2 separate regions of the Homo sapiens genome follow, and region 2 is linked to region 1. Evidence: read pairs that join two places in POLR2A ChIA-PET (ENCODE). Cell type or tissue: OCI-LY7. All regions are shown on one strand. Each heading gives the region's core, and the rest is flanking DNA. Links, peaks and the distances in the headings are about the cores only. Region 1 overlaps BCAS1-AS1 (BCAS1 antisense RNA 1). Region 2 has its middle 120 kb from the start of ZNF217.

Region 1 (15,928 bases), core at 3,568-11,567:
AAAAATACAAAAATTAGCCAGGCATGGTGGCACATGCCTGTAGTCCCAGCTACTTGGGAGGCCAAGACAGGAGAATCACTTGAACCCGGGAGGTGGAGGTTGCAGTGAGCCAAGATTGTGCCACTGCACTCCAGTCTGGGCGACAGAGCGTGACTCCATCTCAGAAAAAATAAAAAAATAAAAAAAAAATGAATTTAATGTTTACCTTTATCTTTAAATTGTTGATTATCATTTTAACTAAGAAAGTGCTGTTGTGTATCACTTGTGCAATTAGAAATTAAAGCATAGCACAATGGATTTCGTGTTTTGCAAGGGCTGTTTCAGCAGTTATGGGAGTGGAAAATAGATTACAACATTCTGAGAAGTAAATGGGAGGTAAAGAGGCAGAAATTGAAATTAAGGGGAAGTGAAACATAGGGCTACAGGATGGGGGAAGACAGTCAAGGGAAACTTCTGTGTTGGTTTGCTTTTAACTGGAGTGACCCAAAAGCTCACTAAAAGGGCATGTTGGCTTCTCCTCAGAGGGCGTTGCTGCTACGGTACAGCAATGGAATTTGTTTCTGAGCTGAGATCACTCCCGTAATTTACATCCCAACTCTTCTGATACAGAAAAGCCTAGAAGGAAGTTGGTGTGAAATAAAAATAGTTTGATTGGTAGAATCAAATTATAATCTCTGTATAAAGGCTAAACATTTGCATGGGGGAAATGTTGCTTGAAATAGGATACAAAGGAATGTCCACCAATAGAGAAATTATTAAATGTTATAATAACCTGTAGGGTAGACTATTAGGTAGTTATTAAAAATCATGTTTTTCAAGTTTTAGAAAAATTTTAAAACATGGGAAAATGCTGGTAATACAATGTTTAATTTTAAAAGTGCATGCTATGAAACTTTATGCAGTTGAGTGCTTACAAAATAGTATTTCTGCATAAAGAAAAAAAGAAGGAAAAGTGGTTAAAATGTTAACAGTGGTTCTCTCTGGGTGATGAGGAAATTGGTGATTTTATTTTTCATGCATTTCTGTTGACACAACAATTTTCCGTCAAAAACATCATTGCTTTTATAATTCCCCAAAGGAACTGTTTTTAAAACTGTAGTTTGAAAATCATTTAGGAGGGAAGACAGCCAAGGAAGGGTTCCTGTTTGACAAGCAATCAGGCAAGCAGGCCGTAAGCAGCCTGGGCTTGGATTTTGGAGTTTTTTTTCTCCCACCTTTTCCCCAGATATCAAATGTCAGGCCTCCACACCATTAAAAGGACCTAGAACCATCAACTTCTCCAAGACTGGGTAACAAAAGTCAACTCTTTCCTGCTCCTAACTCAAGGGGGTGTTGTGTGTTCTTAACTTTATAAGAGAAACACAGAACTCTAGGGAGCTATAGACACAAGCTAGCAACAAAGATGTGGCCCCTGTCTCCTCAGGCTGACCTGAACAAGTTGTGTGATTCGCTGAGAGAAGGACTCTGCCCGCCTCCCTCATACTGACCCCGCTGCTTTCCCCAACATGGCAGGAGGCGATGCAGCCTCGTGATTAAGTCTGCAAACTGGGAATCACACACTCCCATTTGGAATCTTTGCTTTTTTGCTTAACAGCTCTGTGGCTTCTGGCAAATTCTGTAACTTCTTTACACCTCAGTTTTCTCATGTGTAGAAAGGAGATGAAGAACCCCACCTCACTGGGTTCCTCTGAAGATTAAATGGAATAACTCCATAGAGGAGAACATGCAACAGTTACTGAATCAATGATTTCATTCTCAGGTTCTCTAATTTTATTTTCTTTTCATCCTGCCTTATGGCCATAATTCAGGTGATAAAATAAGAAAGGACATGGCTGGCTGTGGTGGCTCTTGCCTGTAATCCCAGAACTTTAGGAGGCCAAGATGAGAAGATTCCTTGAGGCCAGGAGTTCAAGACCAGCCTGAGCAACATAGCTCAAAACATTCTCTACAAAAAAATGAAAAGATTGCTGGGCATGGTGGCATGTGCCTGTAGTCTCAATTACTTAGCAGTCTGAGGCAGAAGGATCTCTTGAGCTCAGGAGTTTGAGGCTGCAGTGAGCCATGACTACGCCACTGCACACCAGCCTGGGTGACAGACCAAGGCCCTGTCTCTTAAAATAAATAAATAAATAAATAATAAAAAAAAGGATAAAGAAAAGAGAGTTTGAGGAGAAAGATTCTCTCTCTCTCTCTTTTTTTTTTTTTTTGAGATGGAGTCTCTCTCTGTTGCCCAGGCTGGAGTGGCAGTGGCATGACCTCAGCCCACCTCAACCTCTGCCTCCCGGGTTCAAGCAATTCTGCCTCAGCCTCCCGAGTAGCTGGGATTACAGGTGCCTGCCACCACGCCTGGCTAATTTTTGTATTTTTAGTAGACAGAGCGTTTCGCCATGTTGGCCAGGCTGGTCTTGAACTTCTGACCTCAGGTGATCCACTCGCCTCGGCCTCCCAAAGTGCTGGGATTACAGGCGTGAGCCACCATGCCCAACCCACTGTGGCTTTCTAAAGCCAGACTTAGAGTTAACCAGATCTGCTGAGATCTTTCCTTACTTACACCTACTAAAGGTGAATTTATTGTTCTTTTGTTAATGAATACATCAAAATACTCGTATCTTTTATTAATCTCAGATAAAAGATCACTAGAGTATTGGAGGAATCGTTTCTAATACAACTTTTTCAGAAGAGGGGAAAGCAGCTTTTCAAAATGAAAATGAGGTCACTATTTCGTTCACGTGACTGTCATCTTGTGAAGTTCATTTTATTACAACCTGATCTTATAAAAAGAATCTCATTTTGGTTTAACTTTTTTAGGCTACCTAACAGATAACTTAAAAGTTTAGCTGAGAGTATTTATTTCCAAATTCCACAGTTGTCTTAAGAAATTTTAGAAAAAAAGGCAAAACACTGTGTACAAAACAGTTCAATGTGGTGTTATCTAAAATAGTGTGGTTTGTAGTAATTCCACGTATAATAGTACAGCAAAAGAAAAATGACTTATTCAAGGCTTGTTACACTGACACCATGAGATATCTTGTAGCCATAAAATTGTAATCGTGTTGTTTATGAGGAAAAAGAAACCAAAGCGAAATATATCTGATATAATTTTACATACACAAAGCATAAAACAAAATAGTTTGCACTGAACTGGGGAGTCAGCCAGCGAGCATTTAATTGAGTGCCTACTATATGCCAGCTACTTTCATAAGTATGAAATGGTCAATGTAAAAAATATTTGCAAGGACTGTGTAAAATTAAGATTGTGCCGGGGAATGGGATTATCATGGTTGTTTTTCCGTTCTCTCCTCTAACGTTTAAAAATACGTTGTGGTTTCATAATAAAGAAAAATACATGTCTGAAACAGCGTCATAATAAACGTTGCAGATGCTGATTTTGTGCTAACTTGATGCCAGGCACTGCTCTGAGCAGTGTGTGTCTGTATCTGATTTACTTCCATGATGATGGTATTATCACCATAGAACAACGCCATTATTACCATAATAGCACCACGCCCATTTTATAGTGAAGAAACTGAGACAGGATGTTCTAGCTCAGTGTCTTAGCTTGAACAAGCTCTCCCACTTAGCTCAGTGGGAATCCATGTTCTTAACCAAGACTTCCAGCATATCACACAGGGGTCTGCAATACAGTTATGCATGTGGCAGCTCCTATAGTATTTTCTCGACATTTGGCCTTTGGAGTGGCTCCCTCCCATTATACTGGGGTGTTCTGTGTTTTTCTGATTTATCACTCCCCTAAATCTTTACTCATAGGCAATACTCAATCAGGCATTGAATAAATCAATCAATTCCCCTCTCATAAAAGAGGCCAGGGATAATGTTGTTCACTTTCTTTTCTTTTAGAAGTGTCTGTCAGCTCCCTGAGATTTTCATAGAATTTTTTTTTCCTACATGCCCCACCACTGCCAGTTTCAACAGACAAGGCTAACTCAGTTCACTAGACAAGCAAACACTTCAACTGAGAAGGCAGTGATAAACACAGGAAGTTATTTCACCCTGGGAATATTCCGGAAACCAACTTTGAATAATTGCTTCATGTTCAGTTGGACACAAGTTCACTCCCAGGTTGACTCACGTATGTAAATGCTCCTGACTACCATCTGACTGCATCACACACACACCCCTACCTTTCCAAAATGCTAACTACACAGCATGAATCAGCCGCTCCTGATTCAGAGCCCCGAGTCCTTCATCATCAACCTGGGCTCCTGCCTTTGTCTCCTACCCTCATCCAGTCCAACAGCAAACCCCACCCGCCCCATCTTCTAAATAAATCCAGAATCTGATCACTCCTCACCATCCTGCAGCAGCACCTCAGTCAAATTCCAGTCATCACTGAGCTGCGTGACAGCAACAGCCTCCAAACTCCTCTCCCCGTTTCTTCCATTGGAAGGCTTGGAGCTGATCTGACTTAAATTTTAAAAGACTCATTCTGGCCGCTGTGTGGAGGGTGCACTGGAAGCTCACCTCTTTCTCTGGACCAATTTCTATCTGCTTTTTCCCTTCACATCTAAAATAGGTGCTCCCCGGGGATTTGGCTCCTGATCTTATACATACATGTATATATATATATGGGGCGTGTGTATATATATACACACACACACACACGCACACACACATATTTGAAATGGAGTCTCACTCTGTCACCTAGGCTGGAGTGCAGTGGCGTAATCTCGGTTCACTGTAACCTCTGCCTCCCGGGTTCAAGTGATTCTCCTGCCTCAGCCTCCCGAGTAGCTAGGACTATAGGCAGGCACCACCACGCCTGGCTAATTTTTGTATTTTTAGTAGAGATGGGGTTTTGCCATGTTGGCCAGGCTGGTCTTGAATACCTGGGATTACAGGAGTGAGCCACTGTGCCCGGCCGCTGATCCAATATTTTACAAAGTTTGTGAAGAGGATGACTAATTCGTGGAATCACAGGTTTTAATAAGTTCAGGGGCACTGGGCTCAGCAACTTGCAACTGGTTATTTACTGCAGGGATTCTCAGAACCTTTAGTATCCTCACGTGTCCTGGGGATCCTCAAGAGAAAGACAACAGTGGGTGTTTTCAAACCATGATGTTGTCTCAGATTCCTCCAGGGCTTGCTCCCTTTGTCCTTCAGGTTCATGCTCCATGTCACCTCCTCAGAGAAGCTGTCGCTGGCTATCCATAACATCCCGTCCTCTTTCCCTGACTTAGTATTTTGGGATGTGTGGCATTTATCAACATTAATAAAACGATATCTCTTTTTTCCTATTTATTACTATTATTTTTGCTTATGTAACCTCTTGAATTATCTTTGCTGATTAGTTTCTGCTACTTAGAGTCAGTAACCCAGAATCTATTAATATAACCTTCAGGAGTGTGCATGACGAAGTTATATTCTGTCCTGCTTAGTCTTCAGTGGTCACACGTTTTTTGTTTTTTGTTAGACAAAACAAAACAAAAACCCAAAAACGTGTGACCACTGAAGGTCAAACGTGTGACCCTGCTCTGTTGCCCAGGCTGGAGTGCAGTGATGCCATCTCAGCTCCCTGCAACCTCCGCCTCCCAGTCTCAAGCAATCCTCCCATCTCAGCCTCCTGAGTAGCTGGGACTAAGGGCACACACCACTACACCCAGCTAATTTTTTTGTATCTTTTTTTTTTTTTGAAGGAGTTTTTGGTCTTGTTGCCCAGGCTGGAAGCAATGGCGGGATCTCGGCTCACTGCAACTTTTGCCTCCCGGTTTCAAGCAATTCTCCTGCCTCAACCTCCTGAGTAGCTGGGATTACAGGCATGCACCACCAAGCCTGGCTAGTTTTGTTTTTTGTTTTTTGTTTTTTTTTTGAGACGGAGTCTCCCTCTTTCGCCCAGGCCAGACTGCAGTGGCGCGATCTCGGCTCACTGCAAGCTCCGCCTCCTGGGTTCACGCCATTCTCCTGCCTCAGCCTCCAGAGTAGCTGGGACTGCAGGCGCCCGGCTAATTTTTTGTATTTTTAGTAGAGACAGGGTTTCACCATGTTAGCCAGGACGGACTCGATCTCCTGACCTCGTGATCTGCCCGCCTCGGCCTCCCAAAGTGCTGGGATTACAGGTGTGAGCCACCGTGCTCTGCCTAGTTTTGTATTTTTAATAGAGACGGGGTTTCTCCATGTTGGTCAGGCTGGTCTCGAACTCCCAACCTCAGGTTATCCGCCCGCCTCAGCCTTTCAAAGTAGTGGGATTACAGGCGTGAGCCACCGCACCTGGCCTTTTTTTTTTGTATCTTTAGTAGAGATGGGGTTTTGCCATGTTGCCCAGGCTGGTTTCAAACTCCTGAGCTCAAGCAATCTGCCTGCCTTGGTCTCCCAAAGGATGGGATTACAGGCATGAGCCGCCCGTGCCCGGCCTTTGTTTTTCCTATTTATTATCTGACTTTCCCCGCTAGACTGTAAGATCCAGGAGAGCAAGAGCTTTGTCAGCCTCGCTCTCTGTGCAGCTAGACTGTAAGATCCAGGAGAGCAAGAACTTTGTCAGCCTCGCTCTCTGTGCATCTTCAGTTTCTACAACAGCACGTAACATGCAGTAGGTGCTCTCATTAAATCTTGTTGAATGGACACAGGTGTATTGATTTTCTATCATTATGTAGCAAATCACTGCAGAGTTAGTCACTTAAAACAATACCCATTTACTGTCTAACAGTTTGAGACTCTGGGTATAAGTTAGATGGGTCCTTCGCTTTGAGTCTCACTCGGCTGAAATCAACATGTTGGTCAGGGTTGTCATCTCATTTGAGGCCTGGGTCCTCTTCTGAGCCCACTAGTTTTTGACAGAATTCAGTTCCTGGGCAGTTGTAGGACTGAGGGACTCAGCTCCTGGAGCTCCTAGTTGGCCGCTGTGTTGTTCTCTCCACAGCATGGCAGTTTGTCTTGTGTCCCATACAAAGCCATGGGACAACGTCTGCTGCTGCTTCCCTAGTTCCTTTTAAGGGATCACCTGATTAAACCAGGCCTACCCAGGATAAACTTCCTCTTGATCAAATCAGAGTCAACTGACTGGGGACCTTAGATACAACATTCTTTTACCTTTGTCATGTAACTTAATCATAGTAGTGAAAGCTCATCAATTCAAAGGTCCAGCCAATGTTCCAGGTAAGGGGATTATGGATGCCATGTACACCAGGTCAAGGAGGGGACAATCTTGGGGACCACTTTAGAATTCTGCCTAGCACAATGTGAAGCTTTATATCCCTTAGAATACCTTATAGGATTGGTGGTCCTCTGGGAAATGCTTTGAGAAAGGTGCTTTCTCTTCCCCAATTCATCAACCTCATTTCTTAAACTAGAGAGCATATCTGCAGACAGCTCTGGGGGCTGAGCAGGTAAGAAGAGTTCTGTGGGGATTGTGTAAAAGTGAGACTAAGCCCCAGCAAAGGGGAAGGGTCATTTGGTGTCCTATATTTTGTCCGTGATCCCCCAACTTCCAATATTTCAAGAGAACATGGAAATCTGAATTTGCATATGCATTTTTCTGGTGTTTAAATCTTGGAAACAAATTCAAGTTTTAGCAGAATGCGTTGCCCTTTCCCGAAGAAACATGACTGTAGGCTGTACTGGGGAGGTTGCGTTGAAAATTGTTGCTGAAATGATCACTGTCTTTTGAAGGCTACTGCACCCATATCTTTGACTGGAAACTCTTCTCTGAAGTGTCATTTACATTTCTACTTGCTTGCATGGTGGAAATGTTTCTTGAGCTCAGAACAGAAAGTCCACTAACAGTTTCATCATATTTTTACTCCCTCCTCATAGTCACACGTCCTTCCTGGTGGGGTTAAGGGTTTTCACATACACCTGTTCAACCAACCTCAGACCTCAGTGATGTTTATGACTTGTTCTGTCTCTGTCACTTTCCTAACATCCAACTATCATGGGGTGAAAAAAATCGCTCTTAGAAAAGCTGCTTGAAGCCCTCTCTCTCCTGGCAGGAGGGCAGGAGGATGTATTTATGGAGAAAGTTTGCTTTTTCCTTGGAAAATCATGCTAATAGAACTTGAATTACAGAATTTAAAGCCTGTCAGGGAGGAAAGTGACAAATTAACCTACTTGGAAGAGAAATGGAAAAGCAGGTCTTATGAATGATCAGATTCTGTCACTTCCCTGCCCAAAATGCTCTAGCATCTTCCTATCAAGTTCAGGCTAAAATCCAGGTCTTACCATCATGGTTACAAGGTCTTTCTGGTTTCTGACAGCCTGTCCAACATTATCCAAGGGCACACGAGCTCTTTTCAATGTGTCAAATGTGCATTCACCTTAGGGCTTGTACAGTACCTCTTCCTTTTGTCTGGAATGCTTTTCTTCCTCATATTTGCATGATTCACTCCCCAGTCTATGAAACTCTGTGGTCAAATGTCATCTTAAAAGAGCCTTTCCCTGATCAACCCAACTAAATTCACATGCCCTTTTCTCGGTATTACTCCACTTTTTCATTTACTAATAGCATATTCCAGTTTTTGACATCTTATCACTAGTTGTTTGTTTATTGCCTGTTTCCTGTACCAAAATATAAGCTCCTTGAAGGGAAGAACTTTGTTTTGTTCACTTCTTTATTCTAAGAAATTAGAACAGTGCCTTATCCACAGCATAGATTCTCAGTAAATATTTATTCAATGAATGAACGAATGCAAGGATGGATGAACAAATGAATGGTAGGTCTGTTAATCTATCAATAAGAGGTGTTGCATCTCTGCAAAGAGATGTTTTGTTGTACATTTATTTTCTTTTCATAACTGTCTTTATTATCTCCTTGTTTCTAATTTTTCTAGGTTTGATTGCTTTTATTTTTCTAATTTTCTAAAGTGTGTGCTTAGGTCATTGATTTTCTTCCTCTCTTGTTAGCTAATATGTGTATTTAAAGATAAACATTTCCCTATAAGCACAGCTTTAGCTGAATCCTACATTTTGATATGTCAAATAAATATTTTCTAATTTCTACTGTGATTTCTCTTAAATCATGAGCTATTTGGATTGCTTTGCCTCATTTTCAATTATTTAGACATTTTCTTATCCTTAGTTATTGGTTTCTAGCTAATTCCACTGTAGTCAGAGAACATATTGTGTGTTTTTAGCATTTGAAGTTTGTTGAGACCTACTCCATAGTCCAGCATGTGACAACTTTTGTTAAATGTTCCGTGTGCACTTAGAAAAAGAAGAGGTAGTGTGCAGTTATTGGTTGGTTTGTTCTACAAATGTCAGTTAGGCTGAGTGTGTAAATAGTGCTGGTCAAAATTTCTCCATTCTTACTGACTTAAATTATCTTTTTGTTTATCAGTTGCTGATAGAAATAGGTTAAAGCCTACTTCTATAATTGTGGATTTATTTCTCCTTTTAGATCTGGCAGTTTCTGCTTTATGTATATTGAAACTATTCTAGCAGGTACTGTAGATTTAGAATTGCTTTTTCTTGTAGGATTGACCCTTTTTGTTATTATAAGATAATCCTCTTTACCTTTTATATTGTTTCTTTTCTTAAAGTGTATTTCATCTGATACTAGAATAGCTACACTAGCTTTCTTTTGATTAGTATGTTCATGAAATATCTGTTTCTATCTTTATTTTCATCTTTTCTGTGTGCTTATATTAGGTCTTATCTCTTGTAAGAAGATTATATTTGGGTTTTTTTTTAATTTAGCATAAAATCTGTCTTTTAGTTGGAATATTTAGTCTATTTACACTTAAAGTAATTATTAGTATAGTACTATCACAATATTAATATATTACTATTTTAATTAGTTTCAACTTTTACCAGTTCCCCCTTTTCTCCCTTCTGACCTTTTAAATTAATGAGGTCTTTTTTCAATCATTGTGCTTCTCCTATTAGCTTGTTTTTTCTATATTTTTTATTACCTTATAGATTACAATGATAATTCCTGACTTATCAGAGTCTAATAAAATTAGTACATTTGCTAGCTCTCAGGCAATAAAATAATTTGGAACATGTTTAGTACCGTTTTTTTCTTGACTACCTTTTGTGTTATTGCTACCATGTATTTGAACTCTACATATATTTTATTTTATTTTATGTTTTATTTCTTTTTGAGATGGAGGCTTGCTCTGTCGCCCAGGCTGGAGTGCAGTGGCACAATCTTGGCTTGCTGCAACCTCTGCCTCCCGGGTTCAAGTGATTCTCCTGCCTCAGCCTCCCGAGCAGCTGGGATTACAGGCATGCACCACCATGCCTGCCTAATTTTTGTATTTTTAGTAGAAATGGGGTTTCACCATGTTGGCCAGGCTGGTCTCAAACTCCTGACCTGAAGTGATCCACCCACTTTGGCCTCCCAAAGTGCTGGAATTACAGGTGTGAGCCACCACACTTGGCCTTCTATATATTTTTTAAATCCCAGAAGACATTATTATGATCTTTTAATAGAGTTGGTATTCGTTTAGATTTACCGACACATTTGTCCTTCTGTTGCTTTTAATTCTTTCCTATGTTTTTATTCTTCCATCTGAGATCATTTTATTTTTTTCTTAAAGAGTATCTTTTAGTATTTCTTTTAGTAAGGACCTGCTGGTAATATAGAATTTAGTTTTTGTTTATCTGAAAACATAGCAATCTTCAATTTTGATAGCTATTTCTTACTGGGTGTAGAACTATAGGTTGGCAGGGTTTTTTTTAAACCCCTTTTGTTTTTCTTTCTTCTTTTCTTTCTTTTTCTTTTCCATCTTATCTTTTTTTTTTTTTTTTAAGGAGTTTGTCCTCAGACTTTGATTAGTTCTGCTGAATCAGCTGTCAGTCTTATTGTTGCTTTCAATTGAAGTGGAGCACTGCATCTCTCTTTTAGGATGCCTTCGAGGTATTTGTCTAGCTTTCATGTTTGTACTCAGTAGGTAAGATGGTCTGCAACTATGTAGCCATTTTTCCCAAGAGAAATTTCACATATTAAATGGCTTTGGTTTTCCACAGATGATGTTAGAGATAGCAAGTGGAGGTAGAGGGAATGAAGGGAGATCAAATCAAGAGAGGTTAAGATAGAGGAAGTAGCTTTACCTAAGGTGAGTAGACCCTAGACAACTGGCAGAACGCTGGGCCAAAGGAAAGATATAGGGGGCAGGATGGCATTTTCTGCAGATAAATGACCCCAGAAATTCAGACACTGTGATATCCAATATTCACTTTATATCTCTCTTTATTGTGTTGTATTTCCCTTAAGTAAGTGAGGTTCAGAGAGGATAATCAGCTTGTCCAACATCAAACAGCCGGTCAGAGTGACAGGCTGACATTCAAACTCATGCCAGTAGACTCTAGATCCCACACCTTTCGCTGCTGAACTATATTAAAGATCAGAGGCTTTTAAAGTTTTCTTATTACAAATCATAATAAGAAATACATTTTGAGTCTATACACATACATTAGTAATCAAAACAAACCTTCCACTAATGGATGTTAACCATATTACCCGTGATGCACCATGAGCTTTCTGTTGTATTCTATTCTATTCCATTCTGTTCCATTCCATTTCATTTGCTGGATCAACATAAGTGGGTTGGGCCCTGGCTTCAAATAAAAACCACTGCTAAAGACAGGAACTTACCTTAAAGGTTAAAAAAAGTACATAACTCCGATTAGCCAAGAAAAACTCAGAAAGTGAGAAGGAAGGGCAAAAAAAAAAAAAAAAAAGTCACTTCTTTTTGTCTTTCAGGAATTTTAATAATAAAACAGCTTTGGATCACCTATTTTAGATTCTTCTAGTAGACAGCCCCCAGTAGATTCCTTAACTTTTCAAATGGCATTGAAAAAGCGAGGAAGTTATTTCACCTCTTTGGGAGGCTGTCTCAGTCCTCTCTATCCATTGGAGGGCAGGGCAGCCACTCAATAAGTGTCTGTTGCATGAGTCAAGTAAAGGATCAGACCGGGGTGTCTCAGAGCCTTCCCTGCTCTTCTATTCTCTGTTAAGCCACTGAATGAAGAAGGCTGCCACATTTTCCTCTGGGTCAATATCAACAGCAAAACAATATCCCAGAACGGTCATTTCTGGGACAATAAATAGTTTTCCAGAGCTGCTATCTTAGGCCTCTCTGCCACTAAGGGATTAAAGAGAAATGCACACCCCTCCAGAATTTCCTGTCCTGTCTTGCGGTTAACTTAAAACATTTTCAACTCCCGCCTCCCCCTTTCTCACCATCTCTCTTCATGGTTAAAGAGGTTATAAATTTGCAAAGGAAATGATTAAGCAAATCCAGAAAATTTGGCCATGGGACCTGATTTTTCAAGGCCTTAGTTTTTGAAAGCTGAAGAAATCTGTCCACTGAAGGATTTGCACATGAGTTTTTTAGTCTTAGGGCTGGGGCATAATTTCCTGTTTTTGTATTCTCAAAACTGTTAAGCTACTTGTGAACAACTGGCCAGCAAAGATAGGGAGGGGGCAGGGGATGCGGAGAGAGGGTTGTGAGCCCAGAGGGGAGGAGAAAGGCTGTTTCTCCTCAGTTCTCACAGAACCTCTATGAAAATAGAAAGATTTATTTATTTATTTACTTTAAAGACTGTGAAGTAGAGACAAGGGGTAGATTCTAGACATTGAAGTTGGAGGTGTGAGTGGTAAAGAGGAGAAGAAACATGTTTTAGCAGGAACTTGAATAAGCTGATTGAAACTCAAAGAACAGTCTGTTTCCATAAGCATGAACATTTCTTAGACACTCATTTTGTGCTTTGCATGGAATACATCGTTAAATCCCCACAGCAACTCAGTGAGGTGGATTCTACTAGTGTCTCCACTTTATGGATGTGAAAGTGAAGCTGGAAGAAGTTAAGGAACCTGCTCAAAGCCACGTGGCTAGCAAGTAGCACCACTGGGATTGCAACCAAGGCTGTTTGGACCCAGAGCCTGTGTTCATAGCTACTGCTCTCTTCTGAAGATAAAGGAGGAGACAAGGATGTCAGCATGACCATAGCATACATGTTCATTTATTTAGAGCCAGGGAAGGGGGTGGGACACTAATCAAGGTTGCCCCTTCCCTTCACTTCCCTTCCCTTCCCTTCCCTTCCCTTCCCTCCCCTCCCTTCTCCTCCCCTCCCCTCCCCTTCCCTTCCCTTTTTTCTCCTCTTAAAGCCACCAACTGTGCTAGGTATTTGTATGTTTACTCTCAGATCATTTTTCCAAGCTTCTCTTCAAACTGCATTTCCCAGGTTCCATTACCAACTGGCTTCTGGTTAAGTTCAGCCAGTGGGCGGCACTGACACGTATTTTTCCTGCCTCCTCCCTCCAGTCAACAAAAAGGTACTGCTTGCAGAAGCCTCCATTGGGTTCCAGCTACCCTCAAGCAGCCTCACCCCCATCCACATGGGGTTCTATTTCCCACAGGGTGCCGGGTTCCCTAGCTCCAGAAGCATCACCTCTTCCCTTTGGCTGTGTGTCTCTAGTGGTGGTTCTTTTTGTAGCCTATTTCTATTTCTTTCTTTCTTTTTTTTTTTAAATTATACTTTAAGTTTTAGGGTACATGTGCACAATGTGCAGGTTAGTTACATAGGTATACATGTGCCATGTTCTATTTCTAATCTCCGGGTGGGCCTCACGGCCCCATGGTTGTCTTTTCAACTCTTCCAGTACCTTTAAAACTAGCACCCATATTAATGTCCTTCTATTCAGCTCCTTGTCATGGGATAGAGGTTCCCGAGAAAACCCTAAGACACAGATCACAGATTTTTCTTTTTTTTTTTTGGAACAAAGTCTCGCTCTTGTCCCCCAGGCTGGAGTGCGATGGTGTGATCTCGGTTCATGGCAACCTCTGCCTCCCGGGTTCAAGGGATTCTCCTGCCTCAGCCCCCCGAGTAGCTGGGATTACAGGCGTCTGCCACCACACCCGGCTAATTTTTGTATTTTTAGTAGAGATGGGATTCTCCTTCCTCAGCCCCCCGAGTAGCTGGGATTACAGGCGTCTGCCACCACACCCGGCTAATTTTTGTATTTTTAGTAGAGATGGGGTTTTACCATGTTGGCCAGGCTGGTCTAGAACTCCTGACCTCAGGTGATCCACCCGTCTTGGCCTCCCAAAGTGCTGGGATTACAGGCGTGAGCCACCGCGCCTGGCCGACACAGAGGTTTTTAACCTAAGACACAGACCCTGAGACAAAAACTTAGGTGCAAGTAGTTTATTTGGGAAGTGATCCCAGGAAGCACAAAAGGTGGGGTGGGGGGGCGTGCTCATGAGTATGTTACTGCTGTGGGTGACGGGTGGCTCGGTCTTGCTGAGGACCCTTGAGAGAACACAAAGACGACCCCTCAACATTGTCCCACTGAGAGATGGGGCAGCTGAGGTGTTTACCTTTCCTCTCCCATCTTTCACTGATTGAGAATTGTCCTTCGGGGCATAAAATTTCAGGTATTTTCAAAATGCCATGCAGGTGGGCTAAACAAGCTCCTACAGCCCCTGGAGAAAGCCACCGAGAGGAAAAGCAAAGAACGAGGAGTTTTGGGGTGGGAAGCTGTCAGTGCTGCAGGTAAACTCGGGTAGTCTGAAGACGATGGGGCAGGGCAGCCACAGCACCTACTGCCATGGCGACTTGGCCACCGTTATAAGTAGATGCAACTGTACAACCAAGGATAGCCAAGGGTGGACCTGAGCCCCCTCTCCAGAAATTCTGCCTTACTTTAGAATGGGGTGAACAGCAGGGAAAATGAACATTTTTCTTTGCTTTTTCTCCTCCCTCCTTTCTTTTTTCTAGATAAGCCAGCCAGCCAACTGCTTATGAGGATAAGGAGAAACTGGGGCAAAGTTTAAGGATGTCGCAAAGTCTGGGTGGCCTTCAGTCCATGAAAGAGAACACATCTGTTCTATCTCAGGCTGAGGTCATCTGCATCCTCATCAATAAGCTGACTGAGCACTCATTACCTGCCAGACACGGTGCCTACATGCTCTAAATGCACGGTCTCGTTTATTCTCAGCAACTTTCCGAGGTAAGTGCTGTTAGCATTCCCATTCCACAGAGGAACAAACTAAGGCTCTGAGAAGAAGTAATTTGCTCAAGACCTCACAGCCTGGGATCATGGGTATGAATCATCTGGGTGAATGATGAGGCCAAATCCCAAGTCCATGTTTATGACACTTAGAAATAACCATTTAAATGTCCTTTGAAGGGTCAAAACCATTTAGAGGTTTTATCTCTTTCTTACAATCTTCAAAGAAGTTTAACACCTTATAATAAATATCTCACAGATAACTCAGGTCACTTAGTGAATATTAGTTGAATTGCTTTTGTATTAGATCCTACCTGCAGCCAAAATATAAATCTATGTTACCCTCCAGCTCAAATATCTTCCATGGCTCCCCATTGCCGTCAAGAGACAATTTAAACTCGTTACTATGGACTTTTTACTCCAAGTCCTTGAGATCCATCTGTGCCACCTCCCCAGCTTCCATCCTCTTATCCGTTCTCCTCACAGTCTCACTTCAGCCATGCTAAGCTACCTGCCATTCTCTCTGTGGACCCTGGGCTCTTGCACTTGCTGTTCTTCTGGGAGCCCTTTTGTCCAACGCTTATTCATTCTGTGTGAGTTAACTCAACTGTCACCTCCCCAAAGTGGCCAACCTCCACCCACTGTGGTCTTGCGCCAGTGCCTTCCCCTGAGTCCCATGACACCCTGCATTTGCTTCTCTTACATTGTATTATTATTATCTTTTTGCCTGCCTGTCTCTCCCACAGACATGAAAGCAAGCTTTTATGTACTTAGGTTGGATTTCAACCTTGGCTCTGCCATGTGTGTTCTTGGGCAAAGTTGTTTTTTTCTCTGTGAGCCTTAGTTTCCTCAGCTGCCAAATAAGCAGTGAACAAAGTTAAGTCATGTGACACACAATACCTGGCATATAGTGAGGTTCAATGTTAGCTTTTTTTATCTAAGCATCTTCAGGGCCAGTCTTTGGACCAAACATGCTGTTGATGCTCAGTGAAGTGGTAGCTCTACCTGGACCAGTGGTTT
Region 2 (15,928 bases), core at 3,003-11,002, 220 kb before region 1:
CTGTGAAAGGAATTTTATTTAAAAATAATTGTCACATGTACTTTAGGACTTGTAATTATTTTAACAAAATGTTCTTGTCATGTTGATGACATTCTAATGACATGTTATTGGTATTTTTGTTCTCCAAATGCGAATGTTTCCCAGGAAACTGACCAGTGGGAAGGAAGGTGGGTGGGGAAGTGAAAGTGTGTCAGAAACTGCAAGTTAGAGTTCTGCTTAACTCAGTTTAAGTTCTAGGGTGACTAACATTTTCTAGGGAGGAAGAGCGTTCTGGTTTCTTAGGAGTAACTGCAAACCCCTTCTCTGGGATCCTCTGAGCTTCCTCTGCATCCTGAGCAAATGCTTGTGACACAGAGTTGGTGCTTTTGATTTCTTTATCTGATTATCCTATTAGATCAGGCTCTTCATCAAGTAGCTGGCTTCTTTATCTCTTTAACACTCTCCAGTGTCCAGAAAAGTACCTGAATTTGTGTGTGGAACAAGTGACATGACTTATTTTCAAAATGAAAATGATACCATTGAGATTTCAAGATTCAAATGAGCTCATATTTTTTATGAATTCATCCTATGCAATTCAGCCCCTTTTAAGGTCTCTACCGTGGCAGCCAACTCTGTTGAAAGTAGCATGGGAGAGAGTGGTTTTTGCAGATGGCTCAAGCAAATGACAAGGGGGTGATGTGTGGGTTAAAGGCAGCAGGTTAATAGTGTGGGCAGAGAGAGGAATGTGGAACGGAATCACAGCTTTGTTGTGGCACTGAATCGCTGTGAGCATTGGTTTGCTCAGCTGTAAACTAGGCTCACATCTAAAGCCTAAAGACGTTGTAAAGATTAAATGAGATAATACGCATGGAAGGCTTAACAGGCTGACTGGTCCAGGGTCATTTTCACTCAACAAATGTAGTTCCTGTCCCTGCCTTCCTCCCTCCACCAACTACCTCTTTTTTTTCAGTTAAGTGTGTTTTTAAAAATTGTGGTAAAATATACGAGACAAAAATCTACCAGTCTGACCATCCTCCCCTCCCCTCCCCTCCCCTCCCCTCCCCTGTCTTCTTTTCTTTCTTTTTTTTAACAGGGTTTCACTTTGTTGCCCAGGCTAAAGTGCAGTGGCATAGTGACAGCTCACTGCAGCTTTGACCTCCCCAGGCTCAAGCCATCCTCCCATCCTAGCCTCCAGAGTAGCTGGCACTACAGGCATGTACCACCATGCCCAGCTAATTTTTCTATTTTTTTTTTTTTTTTGTAGAGATGGGGTCTTGCTATGTTGCTCAGGCTGATCTCTCAAACTCCTGGGCTCAAGCAATCCTCCCACCTCAGCCTCCCAAAATGTTGGGATTACAGGCATGAGCTACCATGCATGGCCTCATTGTAACCATTTTTCAAGGCATGGTTCAGTGACAGTAAGTACATTCACCTCATTGTGCACCCACCACCACCATCCATCTCCAGAACTTTTTCATTATTCCAAACTGAAATGCCATCCCTGTTAAACACTAACTCCCCGGCCAGGCATGGTGGCTCAGGCCTGTAATCCCAGCACTTTGGGAGGCCGAGGTGGATGGATCACAAGGTCAGGAGTTTGAGACCAGCCTGGCCAATGTGGTGAAACCCCGTCTCTACAAAAAATACACAAATTAGCCAGGCGTGGTGGCGTGCACCTATAGTCCCAGCTACTTGGGAGGCTGAGGCAGGAGAATTGCTTGGACCCAGTAGGCGGAGGTTGCAGTGAGCTGAGATCGCGCCACTGCACTCCAGCCTGGCTGACAGAGCAAGACTCTGTCTCAAGAAAAACAAAACAAAACAAAAAAAACACACTAACTCCCATCCGCCCCTTTCCCACCTCCTGGCAACCTCCACTCTACTTTCCGTCTCTATACATTTCACTATTCTAGGTATCTCATATAAGTGGAACCATACAATATTCATATTTGTCCTTTTGTGTCTCGCCTCATGCACTTAGCATAATGTCCTCAAAATTCATCCATGTTGAGGCATATATCAGTATTCCCCTTTTTTTTTTTTTTTTTGAGACCGGCTCTCACTCTGTTGCCCAGGCTGGAGTGCAGTGACACAATCACAGATCACTGCAGCCTCGACCTCCCGAGCTCAGGGCTCAGGCAATCCTCCCACCTCAGCCTCCCAAGTAGCTGGGACCACAGATGCACACTGCTACATCTGGCTAATATTTCCTATTATTTTTGTAGAAGGGGATCTCCCTGTGTTGCCCAGGCTGGTCTTGAACTCCTGAGCGCGAGTGATCCTTCTTGGCCTCCCAAAGTGATGGGATTATAGGCGTGCCACCACACCCAGCCCAGAATTCTATTTTTTAAGGTGGAATAATATTCCATTGCATGTATATATTACATTGTGTTAATCTGTTCATCTGATGATGTACATTTGAGTTATTTCCACATTTTCACTATTGTGAATAATGCTGTGGTGAGTCCTGGTGTACCAATATCTGTTTGAGCCACCTCCTTTTTCAAAAGTGTGTTTGACAGTCTTGGACTCCATTCTTTTTTTTTTTTTGAGATGGAGTCTCGCCCTGTCGCCCAGGCTGGAGTGCAGTGGCGTGATCTCGGCTCACTGCAACCTCTGCCTCCCGGGTTCATGCCATTCTCCTGCCTCAATCTCCTGAGTAGCTGGGACTACAGGCGCCTGCCACCACGCCCGGCTAACTTTTTATATTTTTAGCAGAGATGGGGTTTCACCGTGTTAGCCAGGATGGTCTCGATCTCCTGACCTTGTGATCCGCCTGCCTCGGCCTCCCAAAGTGCTGGGATTACAGGCGCGAGCCACTGCACCCGGCCTTGGACTCCATTCTTACCTAAGACATTGATGGTATGTGTTCCAGAACAGCCTCCAATCTCCCTCCTTAGGATTCCTTGAGTCCAGGAGTTCGAGACCAACCTGACCAACATAGCGAGACCCTGTTTCTACAAAAAATAAAAAATTAGCCAGGCCAGGCACGGTGGCTCACGCCTGTAATCCCAGCACTTTGGGAGGCCGAGGTGGGTGGATCACCCAAGGTCAGGAGTTCGAGATCAGCCTGGCCAACATGGTGAAACCCCATCTCTACTAAAAATACAAAAATTAGCCAGGTGTGGTGGCATGCGCCTGTAATCTCAGATACTCAGCAGGCTGAGGCAGGAGAATTGCTCGAACCCTGGAGGTGGAGGCTGCAGTGAGCCGAGATTGTGCCACTGCACTCCAGCCTGTATGACAGAGTGCGACTTCTTCTCAAAAAAACAAAAATAAATAAAATACATAAAATGAGCCGGGCATGGTGATGCATGCATATAGTCCCAGCTACTCGGGAGGACTGAGGTGAGAGGAGGATTGCTTGAGCTCAGGAGGTCGAGGCTGCAGTGAGCTATGATTATGCCACTATAATCCAGCCTGGGTGACAGAATGAAATCCTGTCTCCAAAAAAAAAAAGAAAAGAAAAATCCAGAAAACCCCAACCCACCCTTTTCCAAGAGGGCTTCCCTGTTTCCCTTACCTAAAATGGCCCCCCTCTGTTATTCTCTAGCCCTTGATTCAGCTTCAGTTTTCTCATGAGAATTACCAGCATCTTATGGTAACGGATTGCAACGGGGTAGACCCCATCTAAATAACAGAAAATATTAGCCTGGTGTAGCAGTGTGTGCCTGTGGTCCCAGCTACTTGGGAGGCTGAGGTGGGAGGACTACCTGAGCCCTGAGCCCAGGAGGTCGAGGCTGCAGTGACCTCTGATTGTGTCACTACATTCCAGCCTGGGCAACAGAGCAAATTATAAATATTGATTTGTTTATTAACTGTCTCCATGGACTACTCTGTCAGATCAAGGAGGAAGGGCAGGAACTTAGCTGTAGCTGTATTCCAGTGACTAAAACAGTGCCTGGTATACAGTAGGTGCTCAACAAAAACATATTTAATGACTGTGCAGCATCTGGTTGCCTTACCTCTGCTTGTCTGCTACCCACTCAACCTGAACCACTGCTGGGGACACACACAGCCTAGTGCAGAAACATGTCTCTAGGTCTGGGAAGGAACTCATAAGCAGCCCTTTACCAGAGTCTGCTGACAAACACCAGTGTGAGGGCGTCTGCAGCCAGTGTGGCGAGCCACATCCTCGAGTTGTTTGGGATTCTGGAACAATCCAGGTGGTGAATGCTGATTCTGGCCTTGCCCTTCCCGGGGCTTGGTCTGACACATGACCCTGATCCCTAAGGTTCAGGGTGAGCTCTGGCTCACACGTGCCAACAGAGGTGAGTAAGGCTCGGAGAGGACAGTGCATGACACACGACAACCATGTTTTAAAACAAACCAGTTTCACTCACTTGCTCCTCATTGTTTTATGTAAAAACATTGCCTCATGGCGTCCACTGGTTCCACAGCCCGCCTGCTTCATTCCTGATACATGCGTTTGAAGAACTTGAAGTTTTCCTCCCTCCTTCCCTTCCTTCCTTCTTCCCTCCCTACTTCCCTCCCTCCTTCCTTCCCTCCCTTCCTTCCTTCCTTCCCTCCCTCCCTCTCTCCCTGTTTTCAGGAGCATCACAATGACCCTCAACTGAGTGTTATGTCCAAACAGGCTGCAGCTGGCCAAGCTGCCTCCTTCAGGCATTTAGCAAAACAGAAAGCCCCGGGAGCAGGCTGGAAATGGAAAGCGGGCCCCAGGGTACTTTACTTAACCCTTCAGGCACTTTGAGGTTAAAAGCGCCAACATGAATGCCCTTCGCCAACTCAAAATTGTATCATTTGGCAGCATTCCCACTAGTTCGTGCAGGTAAGAAATGAATGGTCTGCTTGCTTGGCAGCGAGCTGCGTGAACTTGGGCAGGTCACTTAACTCCTGTGAGCCCTGGTGTCTTCATTTTTAAAACAAAGCAGCTGAATCACTAACAACCACAACAAACTGACAAAGTATCTTGAGCGTGGATGTAACATCCATCAGCTTGAATTCCACTGAACTCACTCTGGAAAGGGGTTTTGCGGGAGAACTCAGGTGTCCTGTGGTGTCTCAGTTTTCCTCTGATGTCCTCAGATTGGTGATTGCAAAATCCACCAGAGTTGCTGGAAACCAGGCGTCTGTGACGCGGAGGTGAGGAAAGAAGAGGGCAGGTTACCGTAAAGCAGTGGCCGATTCCAAGGCTGGTCAACATGCTGAAACCCCGTCTCTACTAAAATACAAAAATTAGCCAGGCGTGGAGGCCTGGTTTGGCAGTGTCTGGAGACATGTTGGTTTTCCCAATGTGGGGAGGATCACCATGGGTCATCTAGCGGGTGAAGGTGCTGAGATGCTGCACAATAGACAACGCACAAAGCAATCCCCACAAAGAATTACCCAGCTCCAAATGTGCACGTGCTTGAGAGACTCTGCCTTTCTGGGGGCTGGGGTGAGCCAGGCTGCGAATGCTCCCTTTCTCTCACTAGCCGGCACCCACGATGGGACTTTAGCTTAGGGACCAGATCCTGGGCCAGGATTTTGATTTTTATTTTATTTATTTATTTATTTTTGAGATGGAGTTTCGCTCTTGTTGCTCAGGCTGGAGTGCAATGGCGCAGTCTCGGCTCGCTGCAACCTCCGCCTCAGGGGTTCAAGCAATTCTCCTGCCTCAGCCTCCGGAGTAGCCACCACCATGCCTGGGGCAGGATTCTGCACCAATTCTTCCCCAAACCCAGGTCCCCTCCTTCCTGCAGCCCCTTCCCCTCCCAGGGAGCCTGCCTGTCAACCCCAGTGAGTCCCTCGGGTCTAGTTGTGTTTGCTGGACTTCATTCATGCACTCAACAAACACTGAGCACCCCTCTGCACCTGATCCTGCCATCGGCAGCAGGGGACAATGATGACCATGACAGGGGACCATTGCCCTTGCTTGCTATAACCTTCCCCAAATGGGATAAAGAGGAATCCCCCGCACCAGGTGGACCAGGGCTGTGGGTGGACAAGGGCTCCTGCGCAGAACCATCAAATTCTTCCTTTCAACCCCAGCCCAAGGTGGGTCCTGGTGCTTCCCATAGTACCAAGTGTGCCTGGCAGAGGTGGAGAAAACTCCCAGGGGTCGGGGAGACACTGGGACCCCTGAAACGCCCCTCCCCTCTGCCTTGTGCGGAGTGGTCCCCAGTCACCTGGCTTGTACTAAAGACCCAGCACCTCCAACTACTGTGGAATGCGACAGGTCAGGTGAGAATGACGAAAGCTGAGCAGCGGAGCTGGGGGAGGGGATTGCACCACAGACCCCTCAACTCCCACACCCGCCCTCGGCCTTTCTTCCGCACAAGCTCCTCTTGTCCGCTGTGCTCTTCTCCTCGCCCTCCTTCTCTTCTTCCACAGGTGTCCCAGAGGCGCTGGCTCCACTTCCCTCCTTCACGTTTTTCCCTCTTAACTCTCTTCCCTGGTCTCTATCTCCAGAGATCTGAATTTCCTTATTTTCTTTCTTTTTTTTTTCTGGGACAGTCTCTGTCGCCCAGATTGGAGTGTAGTGGCGCAATCTGCAACCATCGCCTCCCCGGTTCAAGCGATTCTCCTGCCTCAGCCTCCTGAGTAGCACGGATTACGGGCACGCGTCTCCACACCCAGCTAATTTTTGTATTTTAGTAGAGACGGGGTTTCACCATGTTGGCCCGGCTGGTCTTGAACTTCTGACTTGAGGTGATCCACCCGCCTCGGCCTCCCAAAGTCCGAGGCGGGTGGATCACCTGAGCCACATCGCCTGGCCTCTGAATTTCTTTCTTGCCTTAGGCAGAGCAGCTTAGAGGCCAGTTTCTCTAGGGGTCGCCTGAAGCCATCTTTGCTTCCCACTCTGCAGACCTCCCAGCTGCCCAGGCTGCCTGTTCTTCCTTCAAAATCTATTTCCTATTGGTTTCCTCCTCCCATTACCCTGATCCCACCTGGTGCTGGCAAAAACTTCCTTGGCCAACTTCCAGCACCAGCCTAAGGATGCCATGGTCCTCTTCCTGGAAGCCCAGCCATTCATTCTGCAGCAGTGCATTCTAAGGGTGCTGGCTCTGGAGGCAGACGAACTAAACAGCGTCCCGACTGCACCGTTGCCTAGCTGTGTGACCTGGGACAAGTGACTTAACTTCACTGTGCCTCAGTTTCTTCATCTGTAAAATGGGTACCATGATCATCCCTGCCTCTTAGGGTTGTTTTGAAGGTTAAACAAATGAGTGAATATATAAAATGCTCAGAACAGTGTCTGGCACATAAGAAGTGCTTGATAATGTTGACAATTCCTTTTATTATTATTTTTGTAATCTTCAAGATTAAGAGTCTACTTCTTGTTGGTCGGGTGTGCTGGCTCATGCTCATAATCCCAGCACTTTGGGAGGCCGAGGCGGGAGGATCACTTGAGGCCAGGAGTTTGAGACCAGCCTGGCCAACATGGGGAAACCCCGTCTCTACTAAAAATACAAAAATTAGCGGGGGCGTGGTGGCGTGCACCTGCAATCCCAGCTACTCAGGAGGCTGAGGCAGAGAATCACTTGAACCCAGGAGGCAGAGGTTGCAGTGAGCCGAGATCATGCCACTGTACTCCAGCCTGGGTGACAGAGTGAGACTCCATCTCAAAAAAAAAAAAAAAAAAAGAGTTTACTTGTTTCCTTTCCCATAAAGTATTAAACGCTCCATTGCTGCTACCGAAGCTCTCTACGCATGTCTGCTTCTCCTCACCTATGCAAATCTAGATCTATCATAGGTAGGTCTATCATACAGATCTTCCTCTCATCTAATCCTGAGCTCCTGCTAGACAAGGAGTATGTGGAAGGTTTTCAGGAAACACAGCCCCTTCTCTTGAGGGAGTTTATGGTGTGAAACAAAATTCAGGAAAACTGATCACCCAGGTAGATCCCAGTCTGGCCCCAAGACATTTTGTTTGGCCTTCATGGCCAAGGTCGGCTCCAGGATATGCAACCTGGGCAGCTGCACAGGGCCCTGATCTCAGAAGGCCCCATGCTTGGTTTAATGCTTCAATACTGATGTCTTAAAACCCTTCACAAATTTGAACCAGGGGCACCAGAGTTTCCATTTACGGTGGGCCCTACACGTAATAAAGCTCTTCATAAGTCTGGCTTGCACCATTAATTATTCTTTTTTTTTTTTTTTTTTTGAGATGGAGTCTCACTCTATCGCCCAAGCTGGAGTGCAGTGGTGCGATGTCAGCTCACTGCAACCTCTGCTGCCTGGGTTCAAGCGATTCTCCTGCCTCAGCCTCCCGAGTAGCTGGGATTACAGGCACCTGCCACCATGCCCAGCTAAGTTTTGTATTTTTTAGTAGAGATGGGGTTTCACCATGTTGGCCAGGCTGGTCTTGAATTCCTGACCTCGTGATCCACCTGCCTCAGCCTCCCAAAGTGCTGGGATTACAGGCGTGAGCCACCGCGACTGGCCTAATTATTCTTTTTTAAAAATTATTTAATTACACTTAAAAAGTAGGATGCTGGGGATGATGGCTCATGCCTGTAATCCCAGCACTTTGGGAGACCGAGTCGGGTGGATTACTTGAGGTCAGGAGTTCGAGACCATCCTGGCCAACATGACGAAACCCCATCTCTACTAAAAATAAAAAAAATTAGCCAGGCGTGGTGGTGTGTGCCTGTAATCCTAGCTACTAGGGAGGCTGAGGCACGAGAATAGTTTGAACGCAGGAAGGGAAGGCTGCAGTGAGCTGAGATCGCGCCACTGAACTCCAGTCTGGATAACAGAGCAAGACTCTGACTCAAAAAAAAAAAAAAGGGAAAAAATCAAAGTATTTTCTTTCCCTCTGAGTCTTCCTGTTGGCTGAGAATGGCGCCAGTGATAAAACAGTAGTTTGTCTCTGACTTAAGGAGGCAAGGAGATGTGAAGACTCAGCGCAGTGTGGTGTCTTGGGTGGGATTCTGGAATAGGAAGAGGACATTAATTGAAAAGCTGGTGAAATTGGAATAAAGTCTGAAGCTGAGTGAATAGTATTTCATCAATGTAAATTTCTTAGTTTTAGTAAATGACTTAGGATTACGTAAGATGTTAATAATTAGGGAAGTTGGGTGAATGGCCCGTGGGAACGCTGTAGGTCTGTAAAAATCAAATTATTTCAGACTAAAACTACCAAAGGAACTACAAAGAAGATAGAAGAGTTTACGATGTTTCCCATTCTTCCTCAATGCTTTAATATTATAATAATTAATAATACATACAATAATAATCATACATTTTATTTTGGGAGGTATTATTTAAACTTTTTTTTTTTTTTGAGACTCACTCTGTTGCCCAGGCTGGAGAGTAGTGGTGCGATCTTGGCTCACTGCAACCTCCGCCTCCCGGGTTCAAGTGATTCTCCTGCCTCAGCGTCCCGAGTAGCTGGGACTACAGGCATGTGCCACCACACCCAGCTAATGTTTTGTATTTTTAGTAGAGACAGGGTTTCACCGTGTTAGCCAGGATGGTCTTGATTTCCTGACTTTGTGATCCGCTTGCCTTGGCCTCTCAAAGTGCTGGGATTACAGGCGTGAGCCACTGTGCCTGGCTATTTAAACTTTTATATATATATACATATATATATATATATATATATATATATATATATATATATGTATATATATGTATGTGTATAGATAACCATATATATAAGTTTTTTTAATGAATACATGCCATGATACCAAATTCATAGGTACAAAGGATTTTGAGTCTCCCTTCTGTTTTCAAGTCCCTTCCTGTTTTGAGTCTTCCCTCCTGTTTTCAAGTCCCTTCCCTGTGGAAAACTTATTATTTCAAGTTTCTCATATATATTTCCCGAGTTATTTTATGAATCTGGAAGCAACCTCTGTGGTATGTATTGTGTACATTTTCTTTTCTTTTCTTTTCTTTCTTTTTTTGAGATAGAGTCTTCCTCTGTCGCCAGGCTAGATGCAGTGGCACGATCTCGGCTCACTGTAACCTCTGCCTCCTGGGTTCAAGTGATCCTCCTGCCTCAGCCTCCCAAGTAGCTGAGAATACAGGCATGAGCCACCATGCCCGGCTAATTTTTGTATTTTTAGTAGAGATGGGGTTTCACCATGTTGGCCAGGCTGGTCTCGAACTCCTGGCCTCATGTCATGTTATCCTCTCACCTCGGCCTCCCGAAATGCTGGGATTACAGGCACGAGCCTCCATGCCCGGCTGTTGTTATTTCACAGTGATTTTGGCGTCACTGCGTACCTGCCAGCACCTCCTCACTCTTTGCCGTAACTGCTGCATAGTATTCCTTTTAATGAATTAATTTCTGTCACCGGTCTCCTATGAATGAGTATTTAAATAATTTCTGCTCCTGTGCTCTTACAATCAGTGCTGCAACAAATAAACTTGTACGGTATTTCATGTGTGTGGGAGTACTCCTGAGGGAATAAATATCTAGGAGTTACACACACATTTTGGAGAAAATAATGAAAAGCAAATCTCCACTGAATTTTCCCATTCAAGGCTTGAGAGGTGATAAAACACATTCTCGGAGGCCAGTGTCTTGTTTTGGAAACACCACGTTCAAGGAGGCACCCGTCTGCAGCCCCACAGAGGCATGAGGGCCTGCTTCAGATCACTAATCTGGCATTAATACCCTCCTGAAAGGGGGGCGGAGGACAATAGCACCCAGAGAGTTTACACACTTGAGAAATGACTGGAAAGTAATTGGAGCTGGTAGCCATCTGCCTGGCTCTTTCTTTAGAGAGCCAGCACGTCTATCCACTGCAGGCACCAGAAGAGCCTCATGTGGGCTTCAGTCTCCGTCAGAGCTCACCCATCATTCTGGGGGCCCGAGCAGGAGCTGGTTTTCCCTGAAGCTCTCACATTCATCTCCAGGCTGAACTGGCTTTGAAGAAAGATGCCACCTTACCCATCTCCTCTGTCTGCCAATGAGAAAAGAGGACTTTTTTTTTTCTGGCCTTTCAGCATTTCACAATATTCTTCAAAATCGTTTCTTCTTTTCTTGGTAAACAATGATCGCTACTTGTGAAATCCAGTTTTTCATTTCACTTGGAAAGAAAGACTATTTCATTAGCTCATGAGCTTTTTTTTTTTGAGACAGGGTCTCACTCTGTTGCCCAGGCTGCAGTGCATTGGCGTGATCACAGCTCATTGCAGCCTCAACCTCCCAGGCTCAAGTGATCCTCCCACTTCAGCCTCCCTAGTAGCTGGGACTATAGGCACACACCACAACACTTGGCTCATTTTTTATTTTTTGTGGAAATGGGGTCTCACTATGTCGCCCAGGCTGGTCGCCAATTCCTGGATGCAAGCGATCCTCCTGCCTTGGCCTCCGAAAGCTCTGGGATTATAGGCATGAGCCACCATGCCCAACCTTATGAGCTTTTTCTATCTGTCCCAGCTAGGGGTAATTGTCTGAGCTGCTCACAAACCTGCAAAGCTCAGAGTGGGGACTGCTCTTGAAAGCTATGATGATGATTAATAATAATAATAAAATTATACTAGCTACCATTTGTTGAGAAATTATTGTTTTACAGGTTGCTATGGACTGAATCGTGTCCCCTCCCAATTCATATGTTGAAGCCCTAACCTCAAATGTGACTGTATTTGGAGTGAGAAAGTAATTACGGTTAAATATAGTCATAAGAGTGGAGCCTTTATCTGATGGGATTAGTGTCCTTATAAGAAGAGACACCAGGCCTGGTGAGGTGGCTCACGCCTCTAATCCCAGCACTTTAGGAGGCTGAGGCGGGTGGATCACCTGAGGTCAGGAGTTCGAGATCAGCCTGACCAACATGGGGAAACCCCATCTCTACTAAAAATACAAAATTAGCCAGGCGTGGTGGCACAAACCTGTAATCCCAGCTATTCGGGAGGCTGAAGCAGGAGAATCGCTTCAACCTGGGAGGTGGAGGTTGCAGTGAGCTGAGATTGGGCCATTGCACTCTAGCCTGGGTGACAACAGTGAAACTCCATCTAAAGAAAAATCCCAAAACCTCAAATTTGTCAAGAAACACAATTTTGGAGCTGGCAGGTTGCGTGAACTATAAACTGTATATAATATAGCCATATGACAATGCCAGCAAGTTGATAAACAGAAATTTTTTGAACTATGAAAGTTATTTGGTTGCAAATCCTTTGCAAAAAATGTGTCTGCTCTGTATAGAGTATTGAATGAAAGTATAGCATGTAGATTTTTACAAGCCTACAGGTACATAAATACTTTTGATTTTTCTCAATCTGTAGAGATTTGCTATAAGATAGTCTTTGGGCTAGGCGCGGTGGCTCACGCCTGTAATCCCAACACTTTGGGAGGCTGAGGCAAGCAGATCTCCTGAGGTCGGGAGTTCGAGAACAGCCTGACTAACATGGAGAAACCCTGCCTCTACTAAAAATACAAAATTAGCTGGGTGTGGTGGCGCTTGTCTGTAATCCAGCTACTTGGGAGGCTGAGGCAGGAGAATCGCTTGAACCCAGGAGGCAGATACTGCGGTGAGCCGAGATGGCGCCATTGCCCTCCAGCCTGGGCAATAAGAGCGAAACTCCATCTCAAAAAAAAAAAAAAAAAAAAGATATTCTTCGGCTGGGCATGGTGGCTCATGCCTGTAATCCCCGCGCTTTGGGAGGCTGAGGTGGGCAGATCACAAGGTCAAGAGATTGAGACCACTCTGGCCAACATGGTGAAACCCTGTCTCTACTAAAAATATAAAAATTAGCTAGGCATGGTGGTGCACACCTGTAGTCCCAGCTACTTGGGAGGCTGAGGCAGGAGAATCACTTGAACCCAGGAGGCGGAGGTTGCAGTGAGGCGATATTGCACCACTGCACTCCAGCCTGGTGACAGAGTGAGATTCAAAAAAAAAAAAAAAAGATATTCTTCAATCAACACTCTGTATACTTCTGTATAATTCTTCACAGAAATTATTCCTCAGATAACCTGCACTTACCATCAAACTTGTAATTATCCCCACACATACAAAGTTGCCTTTGAATGTGATGTTTCTATAGAGTACAAAGCTGAATTATTTTATTTTATTTATTTATTTTGAGATGGAGTTTCGCTCTTGTTGCCCAGGCTGGAGTGCAATAGTGTGATCTCGGCTCATCAAAACCTCTTCCTCCCAGGTTCAAGTGATTCTCCTGCCTCAGCCTCCCGAGTAGCTGGGATTACAGGCATGCGCCACCACGCCCGGCTAATTTTGTATTTTTAGTAGAGACAGGGTTTCTCCATGTTGATGAGGCTGGTCTCAAACTCCCAACCTCAGGTGATCTGCCTGCCTCGGCCTCCCAAAGTGCTGGGATTACAGGAGTGAGCCACCACACCTGGCCAAAGCTGAATAATTTTAGATTGTTCCTGTGTGTGAGTCTTCTGGAATGTCTCTGGGCATCTGGAGTCAAAAAGTGTGTTTATTCTTTAGTGAAAATGATTGCCATTGTTGTGAGAGATATTGAAAAATGACATCAAATTGCTCAGACCTTGCAGCAAATCACAGTGGAAACGCCTATTAAATCTCATATGCTCTTTGAATGGTCTTTGTTAATTGGAGCCACAGCACGAATGACAAAGAGACACTAAAATTATGACGGAGGATTGCTTCCTGTCTTACCTACTATATTTGGGTCTATTCTCATTTCAGTGAATGAGTCACAGTGAGGTACAATTTGTTTTTCCAAAGACAAAAAGAAATAGAATAAAAGAGGAGTTGGCAACATTTTTTGGTAAATGGTGAGATATTAACTATTAAAAAAAAACATATTTTAGGCTTTGGAGGCCAGATGGCCTCTGTAGTAACTTTTTTTTTTTTTCTTTTTGAGACAGGGTGTTGCTCTGACGCTCAGGCTGGAGTGCAATGGTGTGATCTTGGCTCACTGTAACCTCCGCCTACCGGGTTCAAATGATTCTTGTGCCTCAGCCCATAGCTGGGATTACAGTCCTGCACCACCACACCTGACTAATTTTTGTATTTTTAGTAGAGACGGGATTTCGCCATGTTGGCCAGGCTGGTCTTGAACTCCTGGCTTCATGTGATCCTCTTGCCTCTGCCTTCTAAAGTACTGAGATTACAGGCGTGAGCCACTGCGCCCACCTGGCCTCTCTGTAGCAACTACTAAACTCTGCCTTGCCCTGTGAAAGCAGCCATACACAATATGTAAATGAATGAGCATGGCTGTTTTCCAATAAAACTTTATTTCTCAAAACAGGCAGTAGGCTTAGTTTGCCAACCCCTGGAATAAGGCATAAATATTTAAAGATATAGATATGAATTGGCTGGGCACAGTGGCTCATGCCTGTAATCCTGGCACTTTAGGAGGCCAAGGTGGGCAGATCACCTGAGGTCAGAGTTCCAGACCAGCCTGGTCAACATGGTGAAACCCTGTCTCTACTAAAAATATAAACATTAGCTGGGCATGGTGGTACGCACCTGTAATCCCATTTACTCAGGAGGTTGAGGCAGGAGAATTGCTTGAACCAGGAGTTGGAAGTTGCAGTGAGCTGAAATCATGCCACTGTACTCCAGCCTGGGCGACAGTGATACTCTGTCTCAAAAAAAAAAAAAAAAAAAAAGATATGAAGTGATAGACATAAACAGATAACTTGAAGTGTGGCAGAGAATGTTACCTGCCAACCCACCATCCCTATTCTTTGTGAACAGAGCCACCATACTGTTGGGGTCAGCAATGTCCTCAGTTAAATATATCTATATCCTAGTCTCACTTGCCAATAGGGGTGACTTCTGAAGTGAAAGCAGATACAGATGAGACATGTGGGAATGCTCTGTAAAAAGGCCTTATCTTCCTTTTTTTTTTTTTTTTTTTTTTGAGACAGGGTCTCACTGTATCGCCCAGGCTGGAGTGTAGTGATGGTGCAATATCAATTGGCTCACTGCAACCTCCACCTCCCAGGCTCAAGTGATTCTCATGCCTCAGCCTCCTCAGTAGCTGAGATAACAGTTGTGTGCCACCACACCCAGCTAATTTTTTATATTTTTAGTAGAGACGGGGTTTCACCATTTTGGCCAGGCTGGTCTTGAACTCCTGGCCTCAAGCTGATCTGCCCGCCTCAGCCTCCCAAACTGCTGGGATTACAGGTGTGAGACACCATGCCCGGCCTAGGCTTTATCTCTTGGGCAGGTGCCATTTTGCCTTCTACTTTTCTTTTTTTTATCTGCCTGGAATATGGGAATGATTGGTGGAGCTTAAGTGGCAATTTTGTGACTAAGAGGGCAAGTCCGAGAAAATATTGGAAATCTCATCCTTTGCATCCTCGAACCAATGAATCAAACCAGCAGGAGCTGACCTCTGGACTTCTTGTTATATGAAGGAAACAACCTTTCTATGCTTAAGCCACTGTTTCATTTGGATCTGTATTTACTGCTGAATCAAAATTCCAATACTTTTAATAGAAATAACAAACATATAGTCCAGCTTACAAGTAGTAGAAGTAATAGTAATTTAAGGCTATGTGAACAATAGAGAGGTAGTATTTCGGATTGAAGACTTCAAATCCATCAGTTGGATCTGGGTGTCAAATCCTGCCCTCACCACTAACTTGGTGGTGTTTTGTTTTGTTTTGTTTTGTTTTGTTTTGTTTTGTTTTGTTTGAGATAGGATCTCACACTCTGTTGTCAGTGCTGGAGTGCAGTGGTATGATCTCGGTTTACTGCAACCTCCACATCCTGGGCTCAAGTGATCCTCCCACCTCAGTCTCCTGAGTAGCTGGGACTGGTGGCACACACCATCACGCCCTGCTGATTTTTATATCTTTTATAGAGATGGGTTTTTGTCATGTTGCTCAGGTGGGTTTTGAACTCCTGGGCTCAAGCAATCTGCCCACCTTGGCCTCCCAAAGTGTTGGGATTACAGGCGTGAGCCACCGCGCCCCCCACCCCCACCACTTACTCTCTCTATTCCTCAGTTTCCTCCCTGGAAAAATAGAGATCATAATATTATATGATTTATGGTATTGTTGAAAGACTTAATTATGATAATGCATACATAAAGTACTTGGCACATAAGA

Evidence for each region. Peaks named below come from ENCODE experiments on the same cell type or tissue, not always from the same donor. Only the 100,000 strongest peaks of a DNase experiment are listed, where the experiment ranks them.
Region 2: POLR2A ChIA-PET joins it to region 1 with 13 read pairs; 13 of 35 experiments call an interaction of 5 or more read pairs at or near these places.

Annotation. Positions count from the first base shown.
Region 1 is chr20:53,922,687-53,938,614 of GRCh38, forward strand. BCAS1-AS1 (BCAS1 antisense RNA 1) reads left to right here. Exons shown (of 5, transcript NR_199019.1): 2 at 14,677-14,908. Among named protein-coding and RNA genes, the nearest start is that of BCAS1-AS1, 15 kb to the left of the region's middle. RefSeq lists enhancers at 8,287-8,386, 12,326-12,827. In OCI-LY7, for the core only: no CTCF peak of the experiment used is centred there; DNase peaks (open chromatin) are centred at 4,065 and 7,785; H3K4me3 peaks cover 3,570 bases; H3K27ac peaks cover 6,665 bases.
Region 2 is chr20:53,707,699-53,723,626 of GRCh38, forward strand. No RefSeq gene overlaps it. Among named protein-coding and RNA genes, the nearest start is that of ZNF217, 120 kb to the left of the region's middle. RefSeq lists enhancers at 305-354, 3,615-4,516, 4,517-5,417, 5,418-6,319 and a silencer at 7,838-8,038. In OCI-LY7, for the core only: no CTCF peak of the experiment used is centred there; no DNase peak of the experiment used is centred there.